Regions from separate parts of the Homo sapiens genome. Here regions 2 and 3 are each linked to region 1. A link is a loop called in an ENCODE intact Hi-C map of the cell type or tissue named here. Cell type or tissue: A673. All regions are shown on one strand.

Evidence for each region. Peaks named below come from ENCODE experiments on the same cell type or tissue, not always from the same donor. Only the 100,000 strongest peaks of a DNase experiment are listed, where the experiment ranks them.
Region 2: a loop joins it to region 1, with 6 times the contacts of the local background. A loop is called at or near these places in 15 of 110 quality-filtered maps.
Region 3: it touches region 1 in a loop (4-fold over the local background); 2 of 110 quality-filtered maps call a loop at or near these places.

What each region holds. Positions count from the first base shown.
Region 1 is chr6:145,211,163-145,219,162 of GRCh38, forward strand. No RefSeq gene overlaps it. Among named protein-coding and RNA genes, the nearest start is that of TRQ-TTG4-1, 32 kb to the left of the region's middle. In A673, CTCF peaks have their summits at 3,524 (motif pointing left) and 3,729; a DNase peak (open chromatin) is centred at 3,519; H3K4me3 peaks cover 322 bases; H3K27ac peaks cover 1,755 bases.
Region 2 is chr6:145,027,230-145,035,229 of GRCh38, forward strand. No RefSeq gene overlaps it. Among named protein-coding and RNA genes, the nearest start is that of TRQ-TTG4-1, 150 kb to the right of the region's middle. In A673, CTCF peaks have their summits at 1,211 (motif pointing left) and 1,413; DNase peaks (open chromatin) are centred at 472, 1,172 and 3,962; H3K4me3 peaks cover 644 bases; H3K27ac peaks cover 4,108 bases.
Region 3 is chr6:144,947,962-144,955,961 of GRCh38, forward strand. No RefSeq gene overlaps it. Among named protein-coding and RNA genes, the nearest start is that of TRQ-TTG4-1, 230 kb to the right of the region's middle. RefSeq lists enhancers at 3,693-4,360, 6,672-7,171. In A673, a CTCF peak has its summit at 4,260; DNase peaks (open chromatin) are centred at 4,320, 4,660 and 5,050; H3K27ac peaks cover 5,912 bases.

The sequences.
Region 1 (8,000 bases):
CACTGCAGTATTCTAAGTCTGTTGAGAGCTGTTTGTCAAAATTAAGATCAGCCATAAAATTTTCAGTTTTTGAACAAAGTAGCACAACTAGGTTTATTACAGTGGAGTGACTTCATTACCTTCAAATCACTGATAAAAAAACCCCAATTTGCGAAAATCGAATCAATCACTCATTCATTAGCAAATAAAATGCAAAAACATCTACTTTTTACATTATGGACTATCCTGATTTTTATGTATATATCTCCAGTTGCAAATCATTTATTTTCATTGTTATACACAGAGAATATGCTCCTAGAAGGATAGACACAATATGACAATGTTCCACCAACACATGAAATATGACGTGTTAATAAGCATTTAATTTTATTTGCTTTAAAAATAGACAATTTAAATGTTTTACCTTTTTTCAAGTACAAATGGTGTTCATGTAATTCTCCTATGATATCTTTTCAGTCAGGTAGTCAAATGGCTAAACGATTGAAATGAAATTTGCAGACTCATTTAGCATGGGGCATATGTTTAAATGGGATGCAGAATTCCCTCATCCTGGGGAGCCCTCGCTGACTCTCTCTGAATATTTAAGCAGTCAATCTGGTTATGCCATTGCTTCATTGACTAGACAACACTAATTCTATTAAAGCCACTGGAGATGTGATTTAATCAGTTCGCCCATAGCAAATGTTCTATAAAGAATGTGCAACTTCTTTAAAAATGATGAAACTTCTAGAATTAGATTATTTAGCTCAATCTTCTACAAGAATCCTTTTCAAGTTAACTTCGAAATATGGTCATCCAGCTACCGCTTGAGTATGTCAAGGAGTGGGTGACCACTACTAGTTTGTGGAACATTCCATTCCAATGTTGGATAGTGAAAAGTCTCTTACGAGACTGCTTCCTCTTTCTCAAGGCTGCCATTTAATATTGTGGCCTTAGATAAACTTTTTCAACTTTTCTAAACTTTAACTTCTTCATATACATAATGATCATTTTGATAATACTTTCCTCACAGTGTTTTTCTGAGGATACAATTTTTTTTTTTTTTTGAGATGGAGTTTCACTCTTGTTGCCCAGGTTGGATTGCAATGGCGCGATCTTGGCTCACTGCAACCTCCACCTCCTGGGTTCAAGCAATTCTCCTGCCTCAGCCTCCCGAGTAGCTGGGACTATAGGTGCGCGCCACCATGCCCAGCTAATTTTTGTAGAGATTTAGTAGAGATTTGAATTTTAGTAGAGATGGGGTTCCACCATGTTGGGCAGGCTGGTCTCAAACTTCTGATCTCAGGTGATCCACCTGTCTCGGCCTCCCAAAGTGCTGGGATTACAGGCGTGAGCCCCTGTGCCTGGCTGAGGATACAATTTTTAATGCCAAGGCTGGCAGATCACAAAGTCAGGCGTTTGAGACTAGCCTTACCAACATGGTGAAACCCCATCTCTACTAAAAAATACAAAAATTGGCTGGGTGTGGTGGCATGCGCTTGTAGTCCCAGCTACTCAGGAGGCTGAGGCAGGAAAATTGCTTGAACCCAGGAGGTGGAGGTTGCAGTGAGCCGAGATCGCACCCCTGTACTGCAGCCTGGGCGACAGAATGAGACTCAGTCTCAAAAAAAAAAAAAAAAAAAAACTATGTAAAGTGCTGTTGGTACATTTGGTACATACTAAGCTCTCACTCAATACCTGAGAGCTGTTGTTGTTAGTGTTTTTACAACTATGGCATAATTAATTAGATGAAGCAGAAGATAATAAGTTACTTACCATAACTTCAAAGTGCCTTTAGTTAAAAGCAAGGTAGGCCTGAAAGCCAGGTTCCTCCTTTTACAAAGGGTAACATGTGCAGCTTAAAATAGGATACAGTAAAAATGTTCCAGACCATTGACTCCTGGCTTTGTTTCCTTTACTTTAGAAGTTAGGCTTTGACTCTGGCAGTGTTACAGGTTTAACACAATTTGAAAAACTTCTGTATATTATGGGATGTGTGATGTGACAAAAACTAGAAAGTGTAGTTATGAATGTGTTTCAAGGATCCCATCTAAAGACTCTCTTTGCCAGATTCTAATTAGAGTTTTAAGACTGCTCAAGTTATTGTTCACTTGATTTCTTTCTACGGTACAAATGGTTACAAGCTTACCAACTCACCTGTTGCATGGTACAAATGGCAGTAAATACCATTGCTGGGAAATATCAGCTGAGAGAAAAGTCAGTCTTTCATTGGGAAGTCTGGGTAGCTGGGGCTCTGGAGGAGTTTTCTTCCACCAGAGCAGAGACAAACTTCTCTCTGAATTGATGGGCAGAGTTCTCTCTAGCCACATTTTAACTGAGGGTGTAGCTTTTCCAAGGGTCTGCTTTATGCAAGGAATCCTGTTCAAACTCCCTGGCTCTTTGGAGCCCAAGATCTTAAATTTCATGACCACCTCAATGTTAAAGCCATTGGCTGTCAGGGCCAATTTCTGGGTCTAACACTTCTATTCTCCAGCTTATCTCAACTTCACCTGAGGTTGCATTCTTTTCTTTTTCATTTGTGTCCCACGGAGATTTTTCTTTCTTCTTACAGGCCTATTTATATTTACTTTCTTTTTCAGTTATGTTTTATGTCAAGTTTCTGTTGTTTATAGTAGGAGGAGTGACTTGCTATCTCAATTCTTAATGTAAGAACTGACAGTGAAAGAACATCTGCTTTGTATTGAACTAACGTGGGCCTCTCAGTATAATTTCTCCTTGCTGGTCTTTCTGCTATATTCTGACATCACCGAAAATGTCCAGTAGAGATGGAGTGTGGTTGCCATTCTTTAGATGCTCTTCAGTTTTTCAATTACCTTAAAGTGATAGGCCCAAAGCCTAACATCCCAGGGTGTTTTAACCAATGTAAACTAAAGAACTGAACGATCCCCTCTTTTGCTCTGAATCCTATTATTCCAATGATGCAATGTGTGATTGTACAGGCACATTTTGACAGCTTTAGAAGCTATTGACCCAGAATAAGTTTAGTGAAATAAATTTGTATGTGCTGCTGTAATACAGGGTAGAATTGAAGTTTAATTTTGTCAACTGGTTTCAGTCAGTTCAAGTAGATTGAAGATGCGCATTAATTTTAATGGTTTTTGTTATCTATTTGAAGTGTTCTCGTTGGACTACGGAAAAGCGAAAATATCCACAAGTGAAATCTTTGAAACTAATTCAAAGACAACCTAATACTAAGTAAAGAAGGGCAAAACTTTACTAAAACATATTCAACATGTGGCTGACTTGGCCTTTTCACTTTTATTGGCTCAATTTATAGATTTTTTACAAAGGTCAGTGTTTTGTATTCTCTATTTCAGTTCTTCTTTTGATTTTTTTCTTCATAATTAGTCTTATGACTATACCCTTAATTTAACACACAAAATATCCAACCCACATTTTTTTTTCTCCAAATTTTTTCTTTTACCAGTGAAAATTTAACCCTACAAAATACTTAGTGATAAATTTGATATAATTCAGCAGGTTGTTGCCATTTTTTAAGAAATAGGTGGTGCATTTACTGCCACCTGGTGGAATATTTGAGACGAGAGAGAAATAGAAACTAGATTAGTAAAAAAAAAAAAAAAAACACATTAAAAATACCTAACGAGGTAAAATTTCTTCACTGAGTCAGTATACTGGTTTACCTGGAGCCATGTAAAATTAATCTGGGCCCATATGTAACTTAAATTAATCTGAACCAAAGAAAAACATGGGCTTCAATTGTATTTTCTTTGGCTAGTTATTAATTTATTGTCCCAATGTAGGAGGCAATGCTAATCTGATTATAATTCATATTTGATTGTTTAGACATGAAGGCAAATGTCAGAAAAACCTAAAAAACTAGAAAATTTTTTTCTTACGTGTTCTTTATCTTTGATTCTCTGTATTAATGTTTGTTTGTATCCCTTAGTGAATCAGCCTGATTTTGGCTTGATTCTTTCTCTCATCTGTGTTCTACAGTTTGGTCTATCTAACATCTCAACAAACCAAGACAAACCAGGTAAAATTTCCTTGCCGTTCCTCACTTCAGCTTCCGTTTCTCCCAAAGTATTCTACATTAGTTTCCTTTTTTTTTTTTTTTTATGAACAAATTGTGAAGAATCTGGTCGCAGTTTTGTGATCTTCCTGCTAAACATCTTGGGATAGCAACTTTACTTTTCATTCTCATATTACACATCTGTATAATTTCAGGGATTGACTTGTTTATGTTCAATGTTCTCTTACAATTCTGAGACTCTATGAAGTCGTGAATAAATTAATTTAAATTTAAATGAATTTGACCAGTTAAAACCCTCTACAACTGTTAATACTGTATTCAGGGCACTAAAAGCTGATAGAATTTCCCAGACTTGATATTAGATTGAACAATTAGCCTTTCCTTAAATGATGCCACAACTGTCTGGTTTATTACTTATAATTTATACCACACTTGTTTCTTTTATTTGTCTACATTTATTGAGTCTTTGTTAGCTCCTGGGGTTATAGTCATAAACAATAGGTCAGCAAACAACATTAGGAAGATAGAAATAAACAAATGATTACAGCATACCTTAGTGGTTCCTCAACTTGAATGTTTATAGAAATCACTGGCAATATTTGATAAATTTGTAGATTCCAGGGCTCTAATAGAGCCTGATTACTTGAAACAATTAAATTACTTCTGATTCAATAGGTCTAAAAGTAAAGCCATAAACCTGTATTTTTCAGAAGTATTTTAAGTAATCCTGATGCAAGTGGTAGGACATACAACACACAAGAAAACTTGATATGAAAAATGGATGTTATAAAAGTAGGTAAGCACAAGGTATAAGGGAACATAAAGAAAGTGTATTTAATTCAATTAGGAGTCAGAGAAGCTGATAAGGAGTAAACCAGGAGAAGGAATGCATTCAAAAAAGAGTCTATGATTTCAAGCAAAAGAATAAGAATTCCATGTGGGAGAGCTTGGCACTTTCAGGGGATGGCAACTAGGTCAGTATTTCTGAAAGGTACAATTTGAGGATGAAATTGACCATATATTCAGGTAAAAAGCAAGTGTCAATAAATTTAAAAGAACTAGTGTAATTGGACAAAACGTCCTGATCATAATGCAATTAATTTAGAAATCGCTAATTTATTTTACTGCTTTATATGAATGAAAATGTGAAACTCACCAGATATTTAAATAATTTTTAGGTCAAAGAAGAAATCATAAGAAAAGTATAAAAGTGACAAAACTTAACTCTAATGAAAATGCTACACATTGGGAGAAATAGGGCAAAGTTTTGAATAGTATTTAGAGGAAATATTAGAGCCTTAAAACATATATTGAAAAAGTAGGAACCTTAGAAATTAAAGAAAGTGGAACAAAATTAAAATATAAGCTACTGAAAGTAAAACCCAAATACAGCAGAACAAAACAGGATTATTGTATCAATTTACAATATTTTTAGGAATTAAAACACATGCACACACGTGTGTGTATGTATGTTGACTAACGTATTATTTAGTTGAGCGTTTTTAATAATTTGAGCTTTGAGTTGAACTTACGAACTGTTTAAACTTGCAAGTTTTAAACTTCCATACATATGAAGTTTAAAAATAAGGTTTGCGTTGTTGTTATTGATTTCTAAGTCAATACCTAGGTTGGTACGTCACTGTATTCCACCAGAATGTGATTCCAGCTGTATCCAAGAATATGTATATTCTTTTTCTAAATGAATTTTCATGGGATAAATTATCATACAAATTAGCACATCATTAGTTAAGTTACAGATCTCAGTGTGCTGCGTAAGATGACTCCTTACAATTTTCCCATCTTTAATCAGTAAGAGAGAGATATGTATTACTATCAGGGCTATGGACAAAGATCTAATCCTATAATGAATATATGTATTATATAAGTATCTTTCTTCATTGTATGTCAATAAGGTAAAGAAAAAACTTATTTCTGAAGTAGTGGTATTAACAAGTAAATAAATGAAGGTGTTATTTTGCCTAAATATTCAACCTCAGGTGATTAGCATAATACCATTTTTATTTCTTTTAATTGTTTATTTCCATAGGTTTTTGGGGAACAGGTGTTATTTGATTACATGAGTAAGTTCTTCAGTGGTGATTTGTTAGATTTTGGTGCACTCATCATCTGAGCAGTAAACATTTTTATTTCCAGTATCAATTATAAAAATAAACATGTTCTGATAGTTAATACAATTGAGATAGAAAGAGGCTGTCTAGCCAAAATATTATTCTTGAATACCAGTTATGATCTTATTTCAGTAGGCCTTATCTTGAAACCTTGCTCCTAACACAGTAATGCATTATACAATATATCTGCAGCAATTTATGGTTCATAAACACATTGTATTCATCTGGAATTATAATGAAAAAATAGTGACAATAATCCCAGACACTATACCTTTTCTCCCCTTTCATTGCCTTCTATTAGAAAGCCTGTTGGCATTGAAACCATTGGAAGTTTTGGAGACTTTTAAGCTAGGCAGGAAGCCTTGAAAAGTTGATTTAAAAGCTTGAAGAGGGAGACTATGTGAGAAAAGAATTAACATGGTAGACCTGACACTCCTTTTCTTGGAAAGTCCTGCCTGAAAGATTGAGCCTTGTCTGGTATCAGGGAACTTGACTGGCAAACAGCTTTCTACACTAATAAAACTTCCTTAAATGAAACAAGTGGCTCACTGTGCTTACTCCCTAAGTTATTTATACGAACAATACAATTTATTCTGAACACCTGCTTTCTTTAAGGAAATCTGGAATTCTGGTACATGCTAGGCAGAGAATGCCTTTATTACCAGATTACAATAAAAGCCTTGGACACTGAATCTTCAATGGGCTGCCTAGTACATACGTGTTGTCCCATTTCAAAAATGGGGAAATTAATGTGTCCTGTGTGACTCCAGTCTTGGAAGCTTGTGCTTGGTTTCATCTGGATTTTTCCAAGTGCCTTTTTGCTTTGCTGATTTTGCTTTGTATCATTTCACTGTAATAAGTCATAGCCATGAGCAGGATTATACGCTGTGTCCTGTTAGCCGCTCTAGCAAATCATCAAGTTAGATTGTGGTCTTGGGGACCACACTCAACATAGTGATATACAGGAAACATTGACCTGCCATGTAATGTTCCCTATCCATGCTGTTTGAAAGTGGAATAATACAAAGGAAAAAGAGTCATATATTTGACCAATTTGGAGTTATCTGGACTAATAAACACCCTCTAAAACTATAAAAGTGTCTTTTGAAAGTGCCAAGAGGTTCATCAGTTATATACTGAGCAATAATACTAACACCTAATATCATTACAGCATTTCTTACACTAGTCACAGTCCTAAATTCTTTAACTGGATGATGTTATTTAATCTATACAGTGTCTTATAACAGTACCTGTAATTAGTCCTACTTTACAAATAGAGAGACTGAGGTCAGAGTAACTAAGTGACTTGCCCTGGTCACACACCTTGTGAGAAGCAGAGGCGGGTTGTGAACGTAGGGAATCTGATTCCAGAGCCTACCCTCTTAACTACTGCCCTCCTGTATTTGGTCCAGACTTTTTCTAATCTATTATAGAAGGAAGAGGGATTTTGGTTGGAGGGAGAGGGATAGATAATTTTGGAATACAGAAACTTGATTCCTGGAAGGCTTAGATTGTTACTTCCCTTTACTCCATCATACTGTGATTACGGCTACATATTTTTTAAAATCATACACTGAGGACATAAGGGGAAAATACTGGAACTGTGTTGGCCTGAAGGCCTGAAAAGAAGAGGCTGGAAATGTAAGGGAAATTAGAAAATAAATTAGGAAAGTGACAACTATAAAATTAACATATTTAAACAAATATGGCTAGAGCCCAGTGATCTTATTGAAGGAAGAAGAAAGATTTTGGTGTTTGGAAATCCAAGGAAGCTAGCATTGCGAGGCAGAACAACACAACAGAGAGACAGACACTTCATATATCTCTATCTCTATTATCTCTTTCTCTCTCTATCTCTATCTCTATATTTAGAT
Region 2 (8,000 bases), 180 kb before region 1:
TTTTTAATTATTAGCAATCTGACTAGCACTGCATAACAAAGTTTACTTGCTAATTGAGATGAAATGTGTTTTGTCATCAACAAATTGAAACAATATTGTGTAAGCATGCTACAATATTTATGTCTCTCTCTTTCTATCCTACTATGAAAACATCATTAGTTTAGCACCATTTGGTCATCATAATCTCTCTTTGTTTCACAGCAATTCCAAAGGCATCAAATATTCCAGTGTAATGCACTCAATATGTTGAGCTGCACTTATTAATTTTGGAAATTAAATGGTTATGCTTATTAATGTGAGCTTTCACCACTCTTCAAGCTTTCAAAACTGAATTGAAAAAAATGGCATTACGTGAATCTACATTTGGAAAATGTGAATATCGTCAGTGTTCTTTTTTGTTGAGGGGAGGGATTCTTGAAAGGCAAACTAAATTGTTTCTGTTCTATATGCATAGGTTGGAGAGACGCAGCTTATCAAAAAGACGGGAAATAAAACAGCAGGGTAACCATTATAGAACTTCAATTTAGAATGTTTGAATTTTTGTGCCCAGCGTATCTCTTTTGTGGTACATCTGAAAGTCACAAAGATCAATAGGAGGGGGTTTTAGGAGGCACGCAGCCTGACGGTCCAGTGTGTTGCTTATGTCCAGTTCCTTAATGCCTAAGTTCTCAGGGTTGGGAAAGAGGCCAGACAATATATATTTTTGGATTTAAATGTATTTTAGGTTGGAATATCTTTTTTAAAGGACATGGGAATGACTAGATAATTGGTCTCAGTGTCACCTCTTGACCACAGTAAATGTGTTTTCTCTTTAAATAAATGTATCTAGAAGAAACTACAAAGGAGTGCCCTCCGTTTTAGCTCAGGATTCACGTACTCTGACATAGCATGGAGGAGGAATGTGCCAAGATGGATGAGAAAAAACCATTGGTGAAAAAGTTTCAGATGAATTGTGAACTCTTTTTCACTCTCCATATATATGATGTTTTGGCAAAATCTATAACATTGATGGTCATGCTTTTTAGTTTCTGGCACTTCCTGTAAAGCAAGTTTGTTGGCTTTACCTGGAGAAAGAATTATGCTGACAGGCAGTATCCATTACTGACCTGACAATTTTGTCTCCCGTGCTATCTGTCATCTTTGTATTCATTTGTCTTAGAGTCATTCTATTCCTTGAAGAAATGAGACTGCCATCTTCTGGTGGCCTTCAGTGTAGTTAGGTGACTATCGTTAATACAGTCATTGTCTTTGCTATAAGATGTTACCCTTCTGCTGTTTATATCATTAAAATATGCTTGTCTTAGGCTTAGGGAATAAAAACTCAGATTTGGCCCACAAAAAGGAGAACTTATCATGTGTCGACATTTTTACCACTTTCTTTTAATGTTCATAACCACTCATCTGTGTTATAGTTTTTACAGTGGAATAAAAAACTATTTTACAATTCATTTCCAGACATTTCAGAACTATCTATGAAAAATTATTAGAATTGCTCATAAGGTATAATAAACATGATTTTGTGTATAGAATCATACGTAGTACAGAACTATGAACATCAGCAGTACATGATGCATGCAGATGACTATATAATAATATAGTGTCTACATGTAAAATAAAATGTACAGTGTTTTCTAATTACATAAAAGGCAGCCATATGGCTAAACATATAATGTTAAATGTAATATAATATCTCTACTTTACAAAAGAGATTATTAAAACTCAGATGGGTGCCCCAAGTCATATAAGAAGCAAAATTAAAATGTATAATAATATATTCTGAATCCAAAGCTGGTGTCAATTTCTGCCTAGTTATTAGCCTTTAAGGCTTGTAGAAAAGACAAAAAGCAGGGGAATGCAATAACTTTCTGTAAGATAAATGTATCTGACTTATATTTTTCAGTATGGAAAATTTTTCTATTTTGTTCACTAGTGATTTTCTATTTTGTTGACAGTGATTCAAAAATATTTCTTTCTTGTACCTGCTGCCTCTCATGACATTTTTTTCAACAGATACCATGTCTCAGCCAATTTCTTCTCTCTTTTACCAGGGATAATTTAGATAACACATAATTTGTGTTGGAAAAAAACTTCTTCAGTTCTCACACTGATTATCTATCTATATTTCTACTACCTTTTAGCAGAAAGGATTTGAAATGTCCAATATACATCCTGAAGACATGTCGGTTCCTTAAATATTCTGTGAAATCAGACATTAACAATGAGCATAGCATTTAATAAAAAATTGCCTGGAAATTATGTTCATTATCTTTTGTTAAGGTAATTAATACTGTGACTACTAGCCAAGCAACACCAGGAACACAGGCGTATCAAAGTTAAATTCATTAGTGTAATTAACACATACCAAGGCTACCGTAGGGTATTTCAGAAAAGAGGGAGTTAGGCGACAGTATTACTTGTAGGCTGGAGCTAATCACAGGCAGGTCTTCTGAGATACTGGTCAGAATTTGTAAACTCGGGGGTTTTTGAACAATCAGAAGGCTTATGAATCTGGGAAAAGTTAGATCGGTTTATCTGTGGTTTTATCTTGGAACGTATGTCTGAATGGAATGAAAATTGTGATCTCAGATAATTTGCTTCCATTTAATGATTTAGGATACTTTACCTGTTTTGTGAGCCAGAGGACAGTTTTGCAAGTCGATTCTATGTCAGTTCTCAATAGCAGAATAATTTTATTGTTGGAAGTTTTATTCTGCAGAGATAAAATATGAGATTCTTCCTTCTTTTTTTTTCTTTAATTATTATTTATTTATTTATTTATTTTTTTGAGACGGAGTCTCGCTCTGTCGCCCAGGCTGGAGTGCAGTGGCGCGATCTCGGCTCACTGTAGGCTCCGCATCCAGGCTTCACGCCATTCTTCTGCCTCAGCCTCCCGAGTAGCTGGGACTACGGTGCCCGGCACCACGCCTGGCTAATTTTGCTGTATTTTTAGTAGAGACGGGGTTTCACCGTGTTATCCAGGATGGGAGATTCTTCCTTCTTAAACAGATGTTTATTCAATTCATTCTTCAACTATTTATAAACTATCAATATGTGGCAGATACTGTGCTATTGCTACATCGCATTTATAATCTAGCTAGCAGTGATTTAATTATATGATTAAAGCAACCCTCATTTAGCTTTTCCAGCTGTGTCTTCATTTTTAAAAAAGATTATTTTTAATTCAATTACCAGCTAATTCATATGAGAAGATATTTGGAGTTTACCTACCGTGGCAGAGACTGCCAACCGACTTAGCCATATAGGTCTTGATTTGTAGAGGAACACATGGCTACCTGAAATTACAACTTCATTTCTCTACTTTTTGTAGTGAAGTGTGGCCACCTGATGAAGTGATGGCAACAAGATATAAGTGAAAATGGTATTTATATTCCAGGAAGCACGTACAGTGCAAAAGAAGGATGGATACTCTCTTCAAAACTACCTCCATCCTGCTACCCCAATGCCTGGGATGCAGAAGTGATGACTGGAGTTTGATCAGCCATGTTAGGTAATGAGGTAGAATCTATGTGATAAGGATGGCAGAAGAACAACACAGAAGAAACCAGTGCCTTTAAGGATCATTTAATCCCATGGTCACTTCCCTCTAGAATTCATTTACTTGTGCAAGAAATATGTTTATCTTATTTAAACCATTTCTACTTTGGGCTTTCCATCACTACTTTAAGTTTGTTCTGCTCAAGAGTAAAATAAGCAAGAATTAAAGTTATCACAAATAAGCCCTTCCACCCCACCCCTGGAAGGGACAACAGCTGAAATAGTGAATATTTAAAGCTTTAGAAATTTTCAATTATGAGATTGTACAAAGCTTCTTAAATAGCACTTCTTGTATTTTAGAAAACTTTGCATATTTGAACTTATTTGATCCTTATGGCAAATTCATAAGGGAGACAGGAAAAGTACTAATGATCTCATTTTAGAGACAAAGGAACTATGACTCAGAAGAATTATCACATATCCAAATTCATTGAGTGTATTAGTAACACTTCCAGAGCTAAAATCCAGCCCATCCCTGGCCCAGAGATTTTTCGACTGCAATTGTTGAACTCACATTTTTCTTTAGCACTCAATAATCGTGAGAAGTTAATAAAGACACTACATTTTGGTAATAGCAACTTAAATTTGAATTAAATCCACAACTGAAATAGGAAGTTTTATCTTTTTGGAGGCACTCAACTAGAAAAGGTTAAGTCTGGGAGTCCTGGGTTCTAACGCTGAGACTGCATACAAACTTGACTTCTTGTTTGTTAAATGAAAGGGATAAAAGTGATTATCTCTAAGGAATACATTCTCTCTAGGGTCTCATCCAGCATAGATACCCTCTGATCAGCTATAAGACTGTAACCCACATATACCTGTCTGCTTCCTATTTTGGGAGAAACCTTAAAATAATCAGAGAATATTTATTGGTTTAAAAAAACAACAATGCTTCCATTAGATATTTGGGGCCACTCTATTGCAGGAATCCTTATCTGAGAATAAATATCACTAAAGCTTTGTATGAATTGGGAATAATTCAATTTCTGCTAGTTTTCATGGAAGTAGGGTTGCCATATTTAGCAAATAAAAATACAAGATACTCAGCTAAGTCTGAATTTCAAGTAAACAGTGAATAGTTTTTTAGTATAAGTATGTCCCTTGCAATATTTGGGAAATACTTATACAAAGAATTATTTGTTGTTAACCTGAAATTCAAATTTGACTGAGTATCTTTGGTTTTATCTGGCAATCCTACGTGGCAGGTACTACAAACTGGCTCGTTCACTATTCAACCTCCTTCTGGTGTATTCCTAGACATGGAAAGGTGTAGGGCATTTTGCATGTGATTTAAGTATGGTCAGTCTGATGTGCTTGTTCAAGACTCAAATTCAGAACTGGGTTACATAGCAAAAGAGGACATGAAACTCCATCTTACTGGTGCAGACCTTACAAAGGCAATGTTCTTCCGGAGCTAACAGATTGTAAGCACAACTTTCCTGTTTCATAAGCTGCTTCTTGGTCATGGCGGGAGAATCAATTATTTCAGTGGTCCAAATATATGTGGTACATCCTTGAGGATCATCCCTACAAACTCAGCTGAGAGTCTAATTTTTTTGGTCTTGATTCTATAATAAATTGTCTTGATCCTGTAACAAATTCTGTTCTGCTTAAAGTATTTGGAAAAGTTTTATCTTCTCTGTGACTAGACCATAACCGATATCATTACTAAATTATTTTAAATAGTAAAGAAAAGAGAACAAAATGAGATGTTCTCCTTCATTTTTAATCTTATAAACAATACCATAAAAATGAACATTTCTTAAAGAAAAATATATAGTATTCATCAGACCACCATAAATAATTTTATACTTTGACTTATCCAATAAATCATTTTTGTGATTCTTTCAGTCTTAGTTCATACGCAGATGTCATTTTTCATATGGTAATCACAAAGCAGATAAAAATTTTACATTCTACTTTTCTCTCTTAACATGCCATAAATACTTTCTGTGTTTACTTAGTTTTCATAATTTTTTTAATGGCTGTATAACAGCTCTTATAGTTGACATATCATAATTCCCTTATTTCTGGATGTCAAGAGTTTTAGCCACTATAAATAATTTTGTAGTTAATAAGAATTTTTATTCTCCTGCATAATTTCTTTCTGAATTATTTTCTTAAGATAAACTCCCAGCAATGAGATAATTGGGTCAAAGACTATTGAACGCTCTGTGTATCTTAAAATGTTTTTCCAAGCTGCTTTCCATAGGGAATGTGACAATTTTAACTGGGTGGAAAATTTTATTGATGCCTGAATTAAGGGAAGTCAGTGAAAGCTTAACATCATTCAGAATGTATGCAACCTAGCAGTATACAATCCCCCAACACACAGAAGAAAAATGCATGGAACTTGTGGCAGGGACTATGAACAAATAAAAAACAATATGAGAAAGCTGTCTTTTTAACAGAACACCATTCTCTCTTATTCTTTAGAGGAAATATATTTTGTTTATTTTAGTTTTTAAAAATGTCTTTGTGTGAGGAACCAGGAGTAGCTTTTCTGGCCTAACATCTCATAGTCTCATTTTTCCATCCTTTGTTTCTTATTCCACAAATGGAGCAAACCATTAAGAATAATTACTTTGATTAACACATATTAACACTAAGTACTTATTATTTGGTTTCAGATTTGGCTCAGAAATATTGCTGTTAATATCCAAAATATATAAGCAACTCCTACAACCCTATTGCAAAAAGTCAGAAATATCCAGATTAAAGAATTGGCAAAGGAACTGAATAGACATTTCTCTGAAGAAGACACATAAATAGCCAGCAGGTATGTGAAAGGGTGCTGAACATCAACAGTCATCAGAAAACTGAGATAACAGTGAGTAATCACCTCACACCTGTTAGGATGGCCATTATTTAAAAAATGAAGTGTTGGAGAAGATGTGGAGAAAAGGCAACCCTGTACACTGTTGGTGGGAATATAAATTGGTACAGCCACTGTGGAAAACAGGATGGAAGTTCCTAAAAATAATTAGAAATAGAATTACCATTTGATGCAGTAATCCTACTTCTGTGTATATATCCAAAGGAAATAAAATTAATGTCTTAAGGCTATATCTGCATTCCCATGTTCATTGCAGCATTACTCACAATAGTCAAGAAATGAATACAACATAAGTGCTCATCAACAGACAAATGGATAAAGAAAATGTGAGAAATATATATAATGGAATGTTATTCAGCCTTTAAAAAGGGAAGGAAATTCTGTTACTTAGGAAAACACAAATGAGCCTGGAGGGCATTACGCTAAGTGAAAAAAGCCAGACACAGAAACAGAGGGTAAAATGATAGTTGCCCAGCGCTAGCGGGAGGAGGAATTTGGGAGGTATTGGCCAAAAAGTACAAAATTTCAGTTACACAAAATGATTAAATCCTAGAGTTATCGTCTACAGCATGGTGCCTATAGGTAAAAATATTGCATTGTATACTTAAAAATTTGCTAAGATGGTAGATCTTATAAGAGTGCTTTTACCACAAAAACATAAATAAAGAGGGCAGGAGGAAAAAATATTGCTGTTGACTGTACTGCAATACATAGCTTCCTTCTAGTGTGGTAAAAAGAGACAGGAACTGTATTTTTTTTTTCAACTAAACTGTTGTTTAGATTTAGTTACAAAAATTTCCAAATCTGGAGTTTTGTCTCAGTTATTAAATGTAATCGAGGCTTAGACTAAGTTTCCATCTTCTTATTTTCCCACCAAAATTATCCCAATGTAGTTTTTTTTAGGTGTTCAACTCTGATTAACAGAAGGCGTTTTTGGGGAGAGGATTCCTAACATAGAACTTCCAATGGTTAATTCCCATTGGAAGATAGTAATTTTTGTCTCATTTTGAACCATCAAAACAGAAAAGAGTTTCAAGCATCAGATCTTATGGCATGCTGCCATATAAGTGGAAACTCTTTTGGGCAGAACTGATTACTTAATTATGATGTTAGTAACTTGTCTCAGTGTGGTCTGACTCAATTAGGTGGAGGTCAGCAGTTTGTTTTCTGTAAGGGGCCATAGAGGAAAGATTTTCAGCTTGGCTGGCCATACAGTCTCTGTCATGACTATTTAATCTGCCTTTGCAGTGTGAAAGCAGCCACAGAAAATATGTAAATGCAGGAGTATGGATGTGTTCCAATAAAAGTTTATTTACAAAAACAGGCAGCTGACCCATTTAGCCTGCTGGTCATAGTTTGCTGACACCTCACTTAAGGAATGTGGCTTTAGGTGACCTCCAGTAGTAATCCCACTTTGTTTCAGAAATCTCTAAACCCTAGTAGGATTATCAACTTTACAGTGAAAAAAATTCAGTAAAAAGTAAAACTTGGTGTATTAGTGTGTTCTCATGTTACTAATAAAGACATACCCAAGACTGGGTGATTTATACAGGAAAGAGTTTAATGGGCACACAGTTCCACATGGCTGGGGAGCCCTCACAATCATGGC
Region 3 (8,000 bases), 260 kb before region 1:
TCCATATATTCTTTTAGAAAGTAAAAATTCCATTATTTAGTTTAGAAAATAGAAATTCAATAATAGTCCATACCATAAGGGAGAAGAATGAATACTCCACCTTTTTTGTATGTGTGCTTGTGAAGTTGGACTCAGTTGAATTTTCATGTTGTATTGAAATATTCTAACGGGAAGACAGCATATTTTTGCTCTCTTGGCTCTCTTAATTTAAGTTCATTCTATGATAAATGGATTTGTTGTCCTGGGGCAGCCTCCATGGGTTTAAACTTAAAGGTATTCTTTCTTTCATTTTACATTTAGGCATGATACAGGAATTCAATTGTGTGTAAAATATATTACTTCACATACATAAACAAAATCTAGATATTTTCAGATGACTTGACTTTTGCCCTCCTTCTCCATTGCCTTCTGCCATGATTGTAAGTTTCCTGAGGCCTCCTAGCCATGCTTCCTGTTAAGCCAGCAGAACCCTGAGTCAATTAAACCTCTTTTCTTCATAAATTACCCAGTCTCAGGTATTTCTTTATAGCAGTGTGAAAATAGACCAATACATAGGTGATGGTAGCAGAAATTAAGTGCCACACAGGGAGGAAGCAGCATGAGCCCACAGAAACTGGAAAGCCAGCAGCAGTGAAATCAAGAAAGAAGCCATAGACCCAGAATTGGGGAGAAGAGCTGAGGCACAGTAGTGGCAAAGGCTGGGTGAAAGCAAACAGATCTATAGCTGAGGAAGGATTAGCCCATGGGAGAGAGGCCTGGAAACAAAAAACAGCATTAGCGCTATTCAGATTCTCAATGACTTACCAGTTCATGATATTGCAAACTTCATGAGGCCTGCCTGTCTGAAATTGATTTTCTTCCCAATAATTCTTGCCATTTAACTTTTCCTGGAGCTGAAAAACATAACACTGATAATGGATTTACTGAGCCCTCACTTTTTGCCAGAGTTGTTTTAAGTGTTTTTCCAGGATATTCTTTTTCATTTGTGAAACTATTCTTTGAAGTAGGTACTTTTATTAATCTTAGTTTACAAATGAGAAAATGGAAGCAAGAAATGTTAAATTAACTTGCTGGAGATCACATAGTGATTAGGGAGTAGACCTTGGAATTCAAATGTGGTAGAATGATTTAGAGCCCAGACTCTAGTTGATCATGGGATACTACCTTTATAAGGTTAAGATGTGTCCTCTGCATTTCCATGTTTATTATTATTCTACTGCTCACACCCCACAGCCCACCATATTCTTGTTTATATTCTTGGCAACACCCAGAGTTCATAACAAATCTAGAGATCTACCAGTGTGAATCACTAGGCAATCAATTTAAACTCCCTTTTTGTAGGCATATTGTAAAAGGTGTTTTGCTAACCCCACTGTTAATGTACCAGGCCAGCTCCTTAGAATATAATGCTTCTCTTTGATTTGTCTCTAAGAAGAGTGATGCTCCTATTATAGGACATCTTGTCCTAAATTCCACTGAATTGTTGTCTAGCTCTTCCCCTAGATTTAGATCTCCTTAGAGTACAAATTGCTTTTTATTTTTTCTCTTTGGTATCTCCCACACTGCCTAGGACAAAGTAGATGTTCCAAAACAGTTCAGTGAATTAATTCAATGCCTTCTTATTTGTACTCCAGGCTACAGAGGTGTATTCACACTCTGTTCCAGACTACCTTGGGAATAAGCCAAGTGGTAAATAGAGTCAATAGAGAGGTTATACTGGATTCAAGGTGGCTTTCAACCCAGAATGCTAATATGTAGGCATTAAAAAAATTACTTTGATATTAGAGACAGAAGGACAGACCAAACACTTTGGGTCAAGATCTATGTAATTGAGTTAATAGCACATACTTAAAAATAATACTTTTATTTGTATAGTACTTTATAGATAGAAAAGTATTTTCATTTAAATTGTCAAATTTGATACTCACAGTGTATTTTGAAGATTTATTGTTCCCAGTCTTAAAGACTGTTCCTTACTCAAGGCAGGCAGCCATGTGGGCCAGTGAGGTCTCTCTGCTGTTGCAGGCCTGTGTATCTCCCTACTCCACAGGTCACTGACAGCTCTGCCTAGAAATCCCCAGGACAGGGGTGAGGTAGGGGTAGAGATGGAGGAGGTCCTTCTTCATTCTATTGTAACCTCCCAATGGGTTCACTTTGTCCGCGGCCTAGACACAGCCGATTTCTCAAGACAGGGGAATTGCAATAGAGAAAGAGTAATTCATGCAGAGCCAGCTATGTGGGAGACTGGAGTTTAATTATTACTCAAATCAGTCTCCCTGACTATTCGGGGAGCAGAGTTTTTAAGGACAACTTGGTGGCTGGGGGAAAGCCTGTGAGCCAGGAGTGCTGATTGGTCAGAGATAAAATCATAGGGAGTTGAAGCTGTCTTGTGCTCAGTCAGTTCCTGGGTGGGGACCACAAGATCAGATGAGCCAGTTTATCAATCTGGGTGGTGCCAGCTGATCCATCAAGTGCAGGGTCTGCAAAATATCTCAAGCACTGATCTTAGGAGCAGTTTAGGGAGGATGAGAATCTTGTAGCCTCCAGCTGCATGACTCCTAAACCATAATTTCTAAACTTGTGGCTAATGTTAGTTCTACAAAGGCGATCTAGTCCTCAGGCAAGAAGGAGGTCTGCTTTGGGAAAGGGCTGTTATCATCTTTGTTTTAAACTATAAAGTATAAACCATATTTCTCCCAAAGTGAGTTCAGCCTACACCCAGGAATGAACAAGGACAGCTTGGAGGTTAGAAGCAAGATGGAGTCCACTAAATTAGATCTTTTTCACTGTCTCAGTCATAATTTTGCAAAAGTGGTTTCACTATCTGTGATCAAACCTCTGCAATAGGAATGACAGGTGATCGTCTTTCCCCTGGGCGCCACCTCCTCCTTCCATTCCTTCTGAGTCTTCTCCAACCCAACACATACTCAATCAGGATGGAGTTGGAAACAAATTTTGCTAGAAGCTCAGACTTCAGAGGAGATTGTAGCTTTACCTGAAAACTTGGCCTTCCAGAGTAGGGTGACGCACATGAAACCCTTCTCCTGCACTCTTTCATCTCAGTCCCCTCTCCTTTCTTGGCCACCTCCCCCTTCAACAACTTTTCTAGCATCCCCAACACCTTTCCTTGAGAATCTCCATTAGTCTCCACGTGGAGATTCTTCTACCACCATTTCTCCCTCTTGAAACTTTAGCACAACACTAATTAGCTTTTGAGGAGGGAGACTGTAAGTTATAGTCTTGCAAGTGATGATGGACACGGGAATTTCAAATCCTCTTTAGTCTCCCCACCAGATATAGGCAGGGAAATTTCCTCACAAGTTTTCCTGGGATGCCAGAACACACTGTCACAGTCAAAATTACTTTCTCCTGGATAATACCATCATCCCTCAGTATCCACAGCTCATGGATATAAAAATCCCCATATGCTCAATTTCCTGATATTAAATGGCACAGTATTTGTATACATAAATAAAAAATAAAATTGTAAGCTCCTAATCAACTGAATGGACTCCTCCACCCCCTGGGCAACAGGATCCTAAAGAAAATCTGAAAAACTAGTTCAGGCCATGACTGGAAGACAGGGTTGGACTTGCCTGTTATACCCTCTTCCCTTTGGAGTTTAGGCACAACTGACCAGCACTAACATTAAGATAAAGATCATAAGAAAAACAGACTTTTTGTAGCAATAAGATAACCAACTCCAGCCTGACTCTGATATAGCATCATGTGAAAGATAGCAGGTTTTGGAGGAAATTATTTTACCCCAAAATATATTTTCTTTGACATCTTTTGAAATGCCCCTGTTAAGTCATCTCTTGCGGGGGAAATTTGCATTCTGTAGAGAATCTCCTTCCCTTTCTAGGTCTTTTCCTGATCCAGGAGGTTTAACTGAGAGTCTGACACATTTAAGTTTCAAAAAGAGACATTTACCATCTATTCTCTCTGAAACCTGCTACCTGCAGGCTTCATCTACATAACAAGAACCTTGGCTTCCACAGCTCCCCTTATCTTAATTCAAGCATTTATTTAAGCCGACTTCAACTCTCTAGGCAAAGGTTAACTTTCACCAATTGCAAATCAGAAAATCTTTGAATCCACCTATGACCTAGAAGCCCTCATCTGCCACACCACTTTGACGTGTCCCATCCTTCCAGGCCAATGTGTACCTTACATGTATGGATTTATGTCTTTGCTTCTAACTTTTGTCTCCCTAAAATGTATAAAACCAATCTGTAACCCAACCACTTGGGGCACATGTTCTCAGGATCTCCTGAGGCTGTGTCCTGGGCAGTGATCACTCATATTTGGCACAGAATAAGTCTCTTCAAATATTTTACAGATTCTGGCTTTTTTTGTCAACTTATATAACCTATGCACATTCTTCTGCATATTTTAAGTCATTTCTAGATGACTTATAATACCTAATACAACATAAATACTATGTAAATAATTGTTATATTGTATTTTTTGTTTGTATTCTTTTAAATTACTGTATTTTCTTCCTTCCTTCCTTCCTTCCTTCCTTCCTTCCTTCCTTCCTTCCTTTCTTCCTTCCTTCCTCCCTCCCACTTTCCTTTCCTTTCCTTATTTCCTTCTTTGTTTCTCTCTCTCTCTCTTTTTCTCTCTGTGGTTGGTTGAATCTGTGGATGTGGAACCCGTGGATATGGCGACTGACTGTACAGTCAAATATCATATGGAGAAAGAATAGTCACCCTGCCCTTGAAGAATAATAAACTCTGTCATTATTGTAAGAGGCTTTGACTCTTTCCTGAGCTTGGATCAAGTTACAAGAACCTCTACTAGGTGCAAACTGGTTTATCTTTGCCATCCAGGAAGGATGACCCAACCCAGATTATTTTTTTAAAATTTCAAGTCTTTACCTTTTTTTACACCAAATCCCATCCCCCTCACTCAAGGGAGTGGGGTAGATTGATTCTATCGTAGTGCTAAGAAAACAGAACCATAAAGAAATTAAGTGAATTACCAAGCAATGGCAGATGTAAGACCTACATGTCTCCCTCATAAATATTAATTGTGTACTTTGCAAGGGATTTACTGGCAGCTCTGGGGAAACTTCTGATGGTAAATTACTGAATCTATCTGTTGATCTCATTTCTCTATTTCCTTTCCAGCTCCCTTTAAAATAAAAAGTGTTAAATATATTCAAAAGCTCTTGATTTAGAATGATCAGGAGGTAAGGTTGCAAGCTGGAAATTTTTCTTAAATAGCAAACTGGAAATTGCTGAAGATGATAAGGCAAATATTAAATATTCCTAATATAATAGCTTTTTTTTACAAGTTCCCCATAGCTGATGTTTATAGCATTTGTATTTTGCTTAATTATTTCCTCTATTGGCACTGTGCTTTGCACATGGTAGGAACTCAACTGGAGAATTCGATAAATGATTTCATTGAGAATGTTTGAGTAAAATCATCCCAGAAGTCAGACCCTTACCTATAGTATTCAGGCTAGGCCAGCTCACCATCAATCAATTCTGCTCTGCCTTTGAAATTATTTTTAAAAAATCAAGTCATGTGAAAGTGAATGTGTTTATCAGAATTAACAAGATTTAAAACATTTCCCACTTTATTTTTGGTGAGTTCCTTTTCTGGCCAAAAAAAATACTGGCTCATTATTTTCAAAGTATTGCCTTGCCTAAGCAGGTGTGCACACACCTTCCTACCTCACTCAGCTTTTCTGATCAAGTCTAAGGATGGTTGTGTTTTTTTTTTAAAAGTTCTCACTTTGCCTCCCTCCAAAAGTCTCATTTCACTATTGCCCAATCTCTTTCCTCCCCCATTGTGTATGTCTCTTTCTCCCTCCCTCTTGTATTTATTATACACCTACAAAAAGTAGAATTTCCCTTGGCTAATGCTTGATAAGTTTGTTTTACCCACCATTTTATGTTTTGGGAATTGGTCTTTTTACCTCTGCCAGCAGCCTCAGCATTGCTGGGGCATATTTCCAGATGTTTAAGGAAAGCAGCGCTGTTTTTGAGCTAAGGGTAGTGGACACTCCCCCACCCATTTTTTTTTTTTTTTTAATCAGATTGGTAAGTGTGCCACAGGCTGGCTATGACCTGTGGTGTCTTTCTAGCAGCCATGAAAGAATGTGGCTGGCATTCAAAGGCATTGCTTTCAACCTCAGGTCATTGGAGATGAGGGTGAGCCACATAATAAGAATGCAGACTCTGAGCAGATCCTCCGGAGGGATAGACAATGGAAGGCGGGCCTGAATCGAGCAAACGTTTGTAACAGGATGGTAAATGAGACTATTCTTGCTGGTTTACTTGTGGTTGAGGCCTCAGAGCTAAGAGCAGTAAGTGGCAAATACCCTACATTCTAAAGAGGGTGCTTGATGTACGCAGAAGATGAGGATTTCCTTGAGATAAGTGAATGGCTGGCTGTATTGCCCTCACTGGGAGAGGATGGTATTGGATTGCTTGCTAGTCCACCAAGAAGGGAGCTGAGGGCCTACAGAGATGCTCTCTGAGTTGGGAGGGATGTCTTCCAGGGAGGAGACTGCCATCTCAGTCTTCTTCTCATGCCCTGTACGTTAAGATGCAAAACATGGGGGCCCCATGCCATTCGGGGATGACCTTAGGATCAGAGCAAAGAATGGAGAGAAGGTTCTTGGAGAACTTGAGTTCTGTTCTCCTTGTGCCTCCTAAGCTAGAGTTTCAGAGATTGTGTCTGGTCCTTATCTGGAAAGGGCAAAGGTGAGAAGCTGGCTGACATTGCCCCTGATGGCAACATGAAAGGAGAGGGCCACCTGCATTTTCTGATTTGGCAGGCAAAGGGGCTGGGTATTTTCCTGAGAGCCAGAAGAAGAACAAAGCAAGGGTCAGACCTGAAACGGGTCCCACTCCAATGGGCTGCCTGATCCCAGGAAGGACCCCAGCAGAGAGAGCCTACATGGGGCACACACTGGTGGCAGGAATGAGGGGTTTGGCTAGGGGTCTAGCCAGAGACTACATAGGTCACAGAGACTAGCTGTGAGAGGTCTCTGTAAAGAGGGGGCCAAAGGTTTTTGGAATTGGCCCAGGAAAGAAAGAACCAACTGTGTAACAGAGGACTTTGTGGGGATAGTTTGTCATGATACTAGTTAAGGGAGCCATTTCCCTCCTTCTTTTTTTTTTTAATTTTTTTATTTTTTTGAGACAGAGTGTCACTCTGTTGCCCAGGCTGGAGTGCAATGGCACGATCTCAGCTCACTGCAACCTCTGCCTCCTGGGTTCAAGTGATTCTTGTGCCTCAGCCTTCTGAGTCGCTGGGATTACAGGCGCACACCACCACATCTGGCTAAGTTTTAAAATATTTTTTGTAGAGACGGGTTTTCACCAAGTTGGCCAGGCTGGTCTCGAACTCCTGACCTCAAGTGATCTGCCCTCCTTGGCCTCCCAAAGTGTTGGGATTACAGGCATGAGCCACCACATCTGGCCCTCCTTCCTTCTTTCCTCTTTTGTTTCCCCTCCTCCCAGACACCAGAGGTAGCACAGTGAGATGGAAGGAGGAGGGAAGGATGGCAGTGAAGAAATAGTTCCGAAGTGAGGCAGGGCCTGTCCCTTCCTTTCTGCAGGCTCAGGTCAGGAGGCAGAAAAACTTTAAATCGGTTGAGAGTGAAGTTTGACATTAGACAGAACTAGTCTGTTTATCTTAAAAGATGATACTGTTTATTATTAGGTGAAAGACACCAGAGAAACTATGAAATCTGCCCAAGAAATAGAAGGAAAGGCCAACATGAGAAACAATAAAGATTCCTTTTTTTTTCCTCTGTACCCTCAACTGTGCCTTTTGTATTCAACAGGTATTGTTACATGTTCTTCCAATAAGTTTTTGAAAAGAACTTTACATCAATTTATTTTATTTCTGTTGAGAAGCCCTCATGACCAGACTCCCTTCAGCATGTTACACCTTAAATAAACAAAAGGCATTCTGAATGGCTTAGGTGGGAAGGGATTGTTGCTGGTTTAAATAAGGACGATTTGAATACCCAC